Regions from separate parts of the Mus musculus genome. Here region 1 is linked to region 2. Evidence: chromatin contacts called from ENCODE Hi-C or POLR2A ChIA-PET data. All regions are on one chromosome and are shown on one strand. The core of a region is the stretch at or near the end of the contact, and the rest is flanking DNA. Distances in the headings are between cores, read along the strand shown.

Region 1 (4,461 bases), core at 564-3,063, 330 kb before region 2:
CCTAGATAGAGTTGGTTTCCCTGGAATGTAAGAAGTTTATACTGGGCAGAACCTACATCCCCATTCTTAACTAAAGCCCAGATTCCCCTTCCTTTACTAAATGTCACTTCTCCTTTCTTAATATTCTCAAGCCATATCTACAGAAGAGTTCTACAGATGAGTATGTCATTTCTGGTTTGTTTGTTTGTTTGTTTGTTTGTTTGTTTTTTCCGAGACAGGGTTTCTCTGTATAGCCTTGGCTGTCCTGGAACTCACTTTGTAGACCAGGCTGGCCTCGAACTCAGAAATCTGCCTGCCTCTGCCTCCCGAGTGCTGGGATTAAAGGTGTTGCACCACCACGCCCGGCTGAGTATGTCATTTCTGACTGAAGAGATGATTCCAGAATGGAGAATTAAAAGAATGAAACCTCGAGGATTAGTATCAAGAGAAGCTATTCTGTGTGATGACTGGGACTCAGGCAGATTAGAGGAGGTAATACAGAACCTGGGGGCAGAAGCTAGAACTGTGAGGATCTAAGGGTGACCATGGAAAAAGACACTAGGGAGCAGGGGTGGGGCTGGTTGTGGAGGATGTGGGCCCAGCAGGAGCAGAACTGGCTGGGGGTTAGGGGTAGGAATTGTGAGGTGTTCAGGTGCTCTCTCCACCTTATATTGAAACATGGCCTTTTACTGAACATGGGACATCAGAATCAGATTGGTTGGCTAGCAAAACCCAAGGATTCTCTTGTTTCTGTCTCCCCAGCACTGAGATCACAGGCACACAGTGCTCTGTCAATTTCTTGGGGTTATCAGGGCAACAGGCACTTTAAATACAGAGCCTGTATTAAAGTTTGGCCTCATATCTGCCCATTCTTATCTATTTTCCATCTATAAAGTCAATGTGGGAGCAATCCTTGTCAACCTAGAACAGTAACTAAACATTCCCTATACCAAAACTTCAAGTCTATTCTGGATCCAGGAATTAACTGCTCTTGCTACTAGTGTCTGCTAACAAGCTAGATAATCGCTCTAATGTTTTAGTAAAATCTGATCATAGGAAAATGTATCTGGTGTGTGTCAGAATCAAGCGAGAACCTGTCAGAAAGGTCCTCGCTGGGCCTTACTCTGAGGTTAGGACCGGGACAAGCGACCTGCTCTGGAGGCGGCTGGAGTTTGGATTAAACTTTAGAGGGCCGGGCGTGGTGGTGCAAGCCTTTAATCCCAGCACTTGGGAGGCAGAGGCAGGTGGATTTCTGAGTTCGAGGCCAGCCTGGTCTACAAAGTGAGTTCCAGGACAGCCAGGGCTATACAGAGAAACCCTGTCTCGAAAAACAAAAACAAAAAAACAAAAAAACAAAAAAAAAAAAAAAAAAAAAAACTTTAGAGACAAGGTTTGTGGCCTGGATCCCCAAACAAGCTTCCAGTAGGGAGAAAGTCACAATAAACGGGTAAGTCCAAAGGTGTTGGTTACTGAGCTCACGTTTTGGCGAATAACAGTCAAACCTAAAATTTGTCAAAGTGTAGGTTTTGGCATTGCTGTAAGAGTTTTTCAGTGGATCCACACTCCAGCTGGGTAGTGCCATCTCGAGAATGGGATGCTCCCGCCTAGGGACCGCCAGCACCGCGGGCCGGGGACACTATAACCCTCACACGCACAATGCAAGGGATCAGCGACCTTGTCACTGAGATCCAAGGTCAAAAAGTACAGTCTTCAGGGCCCCCGCGCTGCGGTTTGCTGCGTTCCCGTTCTCGCACAGGCAACGCCTTGGACAGCCCGTCGCGCGCCATGACGTCACTGAGCCGCCCCCGCGGAAGGCCCCCTCATCACTCTGTTAGGCTGTTAGCCACACTTGGGAAAGGAAGCATGGCGTGCGAGCTGCGAGCTGTGTTGCTGTGGGGCCGCGGGCTGCAGACTGTACTGCGGGCCCCCGCGCTGGCTGGAGTTCGGCGAGGTGAGCGCGGCACGAGAGCGCAGAGGCGGCGTCTGAGGCTGTGTGCACACTCTTAGACCGGCGGGAGGCCGCACTGCGCCGGAGCTGCTAAGTGGGGCGGGGAGTAGGACCTTGTGGTCGCTTTTGGGGAGCCGAGTCACGGGCAGCCACAGCCTGCTCTCGTCAGTCCCTGGTAGTCCTGATTGCAGACGCTCCCGCGCTTGGGTTGACAAGTTCGTTGCACGCGGCTGTTCACAAGCTCAGCTCTCGCAGAAGTCAAGCCCTGGGGTAACTACGGTGAGCAAAACCAACGGTTACCCAGGACTTCAGGGAGCCAGTGAACTCCGCGTGTTTGATCCCTGGAATTGAAAGAGAAAGGAAAGGAGAGAGAATAACCTTAATCTATACTTTCCCACCCCGCACTCATGTAACAGTGAAGATGTTAGCGTTACATACACTTAAATTATACGTATTTACAGCTATTTTTACATAAAAGGGCTCAAGTCAAGAATTAACTGCGAAAGAATATTAAAGCTTCTGGCATTCATTACATTTATGTTTCGCATAAACATAGCTTCCCAATGGCTTTCCGAAGTTTTGTCGCTCTCATCCTCCACTAAATGTTCTCTTGGCCACAAATATCGTTACAGTGTTTAACAGATTTGAGTGAGCGATTGCTTAAATCTTTAGGAACATGTTTTCGGTTTCAGAATTTGCCCTTTTATTTCTGTATTAGCTAATCTGCCAAACTTCACCTCAGTTTTTTATTGGGTGTGGGGAGGGTGACAGGGTTTCACCATATATGTTCCGCCTGGCCAGGGTGGTCACAAACTCACAGAGATTCATCTGCCTCTGCTCCCCAGAGTGGTAGGATTAAAGTGTGCCACAGTGCCTGGTGCTCAAAATACTTTTGTCTGTATATGTGTCCTCTAGTAGCAAAACTGATTTACCCATAGTATCTTTTCCAACATTTGAGTATGTCTCAAACCAAAACAACAAAAAAAGAGCCCCCAAAGGCAGTTTGTGCTTGGCTTGCATAGGCCCTGAATTGGTCCCCAGTGCCACGGAGAATACTAAAAAAAAAAAGAGCTCTGTGTAGAAGACATCTCTTGTGATTTCTATCTACAGAGAAGCTGGTTTTACTTAACAGTGGATCCGTATCTTCTCTGATTTCTTGTGTATCTTTGCATCATGTTCTGCAAACACCTTCTCAACCTTGGCTGGTTTGCTCAGTCTGTTCCCAAAGTTGACTCTGGAGTCTAGCTCAAGTTTTTTATTTGCAACATTGGTGCTCCTTTTCACCGACTTTGCCTGCTGCTGTGGTGGCACTAATTCTCCCTGGGTCTTAGGTGGAGAAAATACATACATAGTATCCATTTCCTATTGGAGAGATTGCCACTTCATTAAAGATTTCAGCCTGCTTCCTTGTGTTCCTTCTGGGAAGTATCAGCTATCAAGAACCCCGTGCTGTTGGTTGATTGGTCAATTGGTTGTTTGACTCATTGTTTCTCCAGAGCTTCCCTGATTTCTGTCTTTGCTGATGCTCCTAAGTTCATGCTTGCCATCTATAATAAACTTGTCAAGGTAGGATACAACTAGAAGGCCAGACAGGAAGTGGCACTCCATGTAACTAGCTCTCACCTGTGTCTTCTGTAAATTGGAGATGGTCTGACATTTGTAATTGATAGGTTATATCTCCACAGCCAGTGAGATAAACCAGATTAGATTATAGTAAAGGCAGGTCTATTGGGAAGCTGCTCTCTCGAGTTCACTGACCCCAAGGACCAAGGCCAGGAAAGTTGCCTTGGGAAGGGGTGTGTGTGTGTGTAGGGGGCAGAGAAAGAGACAGAGCGAGACACACATCAAAATGTCTAGATTATATAAGAAGGAACGTCTAGAGGAAGGGCAGCCCAGCCCCTGGGCTGGAAAGTTTAGGATTAGGGGCAGGGTATGCCAGGTAGGGAGTGAGATACTGAGAGAATCTAGAGGCCAGGTCTGCTTTAGTGTGTAAAATATGTACCTCAGTCTCTTGTGCCAGGGACTGAAACCCAACAAGAATTGCAGAAAAACAGCCAGCATATCTCACAACTTAGAACACTGCTTGCCTGTGAGTTACCATTATGAGCAGAGCTCTAGTACGGACAGTTACAGATCTGTAGGGAAGGTGGGTGATCTTTTTGAAGTAGAAGTTCACAGCTCATGTGTTTTCACCCCTTGCTCGCTTGAGTGGTTCCGGGTGATTTTTTTTCCTCCTCTTGAAAGCTCAACTAAGAAGCTTCTGCAGGGTGCCCAGAACCAGTCTCAGGCTGGAGAAAAATCTGCTTTTGTAATAGATGCATTGGCTTATGAGATGAAAAGCTTGTCTCTGTTGTAATTCAGTAAAGTTAATTATATCTTAACAAGTTTATTAAGGAATGCCCTAAACCAGCACTGGAATGAGCCGTATAGATAGGAGAGTGAGTGGTGAATGGGAGAGGCTACTGTGAATAGTGGACAGGACAGGCTTGGGAGGACAACACGGGAGGCCCTGAGCCAACTCTTAACAGTTCCTG
Region 2 (4,178 bases), core at 91-2,590:
TTAGCTGTTTTTCAGAGTTCAATTAGCAGAGATCCAGTTCTGTATTGCAAACTATTGACTAAGATATGCTGGGTGTTATCCACTAAATATAGGCCTGGGATAGTGGCACATGCCTGTGGGAATCAGCAGTGGGGAGGCTGAAGCAGGAGGATTGCCTCGAGTTTAAGCCTGGGCTACATATCTAGACTCTGCCTGTAACCCTAGAACTCGGAATTTGGGGAGACTGAAGGTGGAGGACCACCACTGTTCTGCAGCCAAGCTCAACTACACACTGAGTCAGTTAGCTTGAGCTACGTAAGACTTTGTCACAAAACAAACCCCTCAAAGCAGTGGCAGTAGGTGTCATCCAAACGACATACTTTTCTCCAAGTCCTCAAAATTATTCCCAGACAGTGCTTTAGCCAACAGAAAAACAGGACGAAACAGATTAAGTAGTCTGCCCAAAGTCACGAGGCCTGTGAGAAGCTTTCTAACTACATAACTAAATACTGGTGGAAGTGCTCCTCACTTCCTACTGTCGTCATATGGGAACAATCTGGAAGGAAAGGATAAGCTACAAAAAAATCCCTCTCCTTCCTGTAAAGTGTACTCAGGACGATCAAGTATATTCGACTACAGAAGAGGCTAGCACAATGACTTCCGGGCCAAACCACGGGTAAAACAGCTGTCACCTGTTGCCTCAGTTTCCCAAGTTCTTTCTGCATACGCTCCACAAGAGTGACTGCTTCTTCGCCGCTCTCTGGGCGCAGCTCCTGCACCCTGCTCTGAATCTCCTGGGGAAGGATAGTCAAGAACTGCTCCAGCACCAACAGCTCCAGGATCTGTTCCTTGGTGCGCATCTCCGGCCGCAGCCACCCGCGGCAAAGCTCCTGAAGCCGGCTAAGGGCCTCCCGGGGACCCGGGGCGTCCTGAAAGCGGAACCGTCGAAATCGCAGATGGGAGGCCTCCGGGCTGGGCTCTGGCTCAGGCGGGGGTACCTCGTGGCTCCAGGCACAGTCCTCCTCCAGTTTCACTATGAGGAGCCCTTCTGGCTCCTGCGAGCTTGGGCCCGCAGCCATAGTCATGCCCCGACACCAGCCTAGGTCCCGACACCAGCTACGTCCGCCTTGAGAGACGCCCTGGGTTCTGTACAGCAGTAGGCCACGGCTGCAGCAACCGAGAGACTCCGGGCTCCAAATCCCGCCGGAGGAACCCAGGTCACAATCTCAGCAATATCAGGCCTGCAGCGTCGCCACCTGACCGGCTTCTCAGGCCCGCACAGAACTTAAGTCGCAGGGCCCGGGTCGCAAGCCTCAGCACGCGAGTTAGGCGTCATAAGCCAACGGCCGCTAGTCAGGACGGACTTCCGGTTCACGTTTCCCTTGCGCTGTCTCCCATTGGGTCGGGTCTCACCACGTACTCACGGTCCACCCAGGACAAGGAAAATTTGCATAAAAGAGCGGGAGGGGAACAAGTCGGATGGGGATGAGGGGCGGGGCTACGCAATGGGCGGGGCCTCCAGGTGGGGAAGCGGTAGGGGTGGGAATCCCTGGGCGGATGTGACCCGGGGACAACCTGGCTCAGATTTGCATAGGAAAGTTTGCCAAAAGGTAAGTTCTTCAGCCACGCTTGAACCAGAGTCCAGAGGCGCTAGAGTGTCATGTCGGGGCCCAGAAGCTTAACAAAGAAAACCTTTCCGAAGGCCGATCCCAACACTCCGGAGACCTACAACCGGAAATAGACTGTGCTTCCAGGGCTCGAGCTGCCTGGGGCTGGTGGGAAATGTAGTCCATGGCGCGCCCTTGTTATTGCGCCTGCACTGTGGCTTGAGCAGGTCTAAATGGATTGTCGAGCTACGATAAACATACCCGTGCCCGAGCTTTTGCCTCCCTGTGAGCGATGGTCCCTAGTCCTCCATCTTTAGGTGGCTGGTCGACCCAGAAGAACGCTCTGGGTATGAACTGCTCTTGCCATCTCCCAGAGCAGGTCTAAGGATTAGCATAATCATCGGCTCTGACTATTTTCCTGAAGGTTGAAGAAAAGGAAACACCAAGGCGGACTTCCTTATTTTTTGAAGAGAGAATAGCCCAGGCCTGAGACTGCAGCTGTCACAGACAGGTGGTGGAGTCTGCAGATTCTAGGAGTGTGTCACGAAAACCCGTAATCACTTATTGGACACATGCTTACATTGTTGTCTATTCATTGCAACTCAAGAGGCAGGGAAAGCCTTCCTTGCTCTGGTCTCCCTTTGTGAACTTTTTATACTTTGTAAGACCTTGAGGCAGGAAAATGGCCACCAGGAGCTCCAGCAGCCAGGTCCCTCCCACCTCTGACTTCCTTAATGGTCCCTAACCCTAATAGTTGTTTAATAATAGCTGTTACTGTCATTCCCTGGCCCGAGGAGGAAGAGTAGCCTGGCCCCACCCTACAAGACAAAAAGATAAAAATAAATAAATCCCACCAACCCTGAACAGAAAAACCCACTAATCCTGGAGCTTGGTATAGAAACCCTTCAAGCCCTGAGCAAACTCATCAGTCTCTGATCTCCTTCAAGCTCAGTGAAATTCTACCAATCCTCACCCTGGAAAGCTGTGGTGGGAAGATTAAGAAATCTTGTATAAACCCTGCCTACCACTCAGTTCCCTGCTTTCTTTCCTGAGCTGAGAATGATGTTCTGGATTTTTCCTTCCCAATGAGTCTCTTGAATGAGGTTTGTCGTGCGGCACGACTTTTGGTTCCCGATTGCCAGGGTATCTTTCCCTTCAGAGCTTCAGCATTCATACATGAAATAGAACTTTGAAGATATGGTATGAAGTAAGTCCTGTGGTTATGGCATGGAGTGCCGTCGTGAGGTCCCAATATAACTCAAATACCAGGTCAATGCAGATGCCAAAAATTTATTGTAATCAAGCTGCTACTGATTGATCAGGGCTGTAGAACAGACTCATGAGCTGAACTGTGACCTTGAGGGGATGCTGTGCAGCATATTTAAAGGAAACAATAAAGCAAGGGGGTTGGGCTGGGCTGGGCTGGGTGGTAGCATTGTCCAATCATTTTGACAAAAGGGGTTGAGAAAGGGAGTTTCCATCAATCAGGATGGAAGTTGGGGCCTGGGCCTGGGAACATGAACTTAATTTGATCCTGCCAGCAAGATAGAGAAGTTGTCCTTGAGATGTCTTGACTCAGACAACTTAAAAGTTGTCCCTGAGATGTCAGGACTCAGACAACTGTTTCTTTATAATAGAAGCTGTTTAACTATTGGGAAGTCCTCAGCTCCACGAGAGCCTGGGACCTTGAATTTAGGTCCTATGACCTAAAAAGAAAATGGTAGTATTTAGAATAAGTTTCTTTTGCTTGTTCCCAATAGTGCCAGTTAAGTCGATGGCCTAAGTTCATACAGCTAACCTGTAGCAAAGCTTAGGCTGTGGAAATAAAAATGGTCTGTTTTGGATGACTGTGTGTAGTTTCATCACAGGTACAAAAGCCCACAGGCTGCCATGGCAAATGCCTATTTATCTAGACACTAGGTAGCACATGGGCTGGTATAGGTTCATTCAGAAAAAGCTGGCTAAGACTTGGGAGGTTGGGTTGGGGAGATGACTCCGCAGTTATGAGCAGTAGCTGACCTCCCAGGGGACCTGGGTGGGTTCTGTTCCCAGCAACAGAAGGTGGCTCACAGCCTTCTGTAGCTTCAAATCCAGGGGATCTAGCATTCTCTATTGGTCCCCAAGGGCATCCATCCATGCCAGGTATCCTATATGCAGTTGTAGTCCAAATTGAATAGTTAATGACCTGATGGGCTGAGAAACTCCGGAAAGTTGACTTGGCTGTTAGGATCCTGGAAGCTTCTCCTATGATCCTCCTTTTGGTATTTACCACTTTCAGACTGCAGGTAGAACTGGCCTGCAGATGGAATCTTCCATCCTTACAGTGCAAAACGCCCAAATCCCCAATGCCATGGAGCACAGTCTCCACTAGTGAGGAGAAACTCCTGGTTTTCAACTGTTCTGATTCAAGGACGATTCTGCTTTCGTTGAGGTCGGTCTCCTCTTCCTTTTTTTCCTGTACTGCCTCATTTCTGGTCTAGCAAAAACACTCATATACATAAAAACAAATCTTGTTATAAAAAGATTTGTGAAGCCAAGCATCCCCTGTGATCATCTTCTTGTAGTTTGGACATTCCTGTCTCAGGGACTGTA

The links. Hi-C counts contacts between places; a loop is a spot of excess contacts on that map. ChIA-PET counts read pairs that join two places held with the same protein, here RNA polymerase II (POLR2A).
Region 1: a loop to region 2 is called in a map of regulatory T cell, with 4 times the contacts of the local background. The contact joins the promoter of Trap1 here to the promoter of Zfp263 in region 2. A Hi-C loop is called at or near these places in 1 of 37 maps with a recorded cell type or tissue (regulatory T cell). POLR2A ChIA-PET finds 5 or more read pairs at or near these places in 1 of 5 experiments (embryonic stem cell).

What each region holds. Positions count from the first base shown.
Region 1 is chr16:4,075,162-4,079,622 of GRCm38, reverse strand. It overlaps Trap1 (TNF receptor-associated protein 1), which reads left to right and starts at 1,813. Exons shown (of 18, transcript NM_026508.2): 1 at 1,813-1,930. The coding sequence starts at 1,843.
Region 2 is chr16:3,741,261-3,745,438 of GRCm38, reverse strand. Zfp263 (zinc finger protein 263) reads right to left here and starts at 1,340. Exons shown (of 6, transcript NM_148924.3): 1 at 672-1,340. The coding sequence starts at 1,064.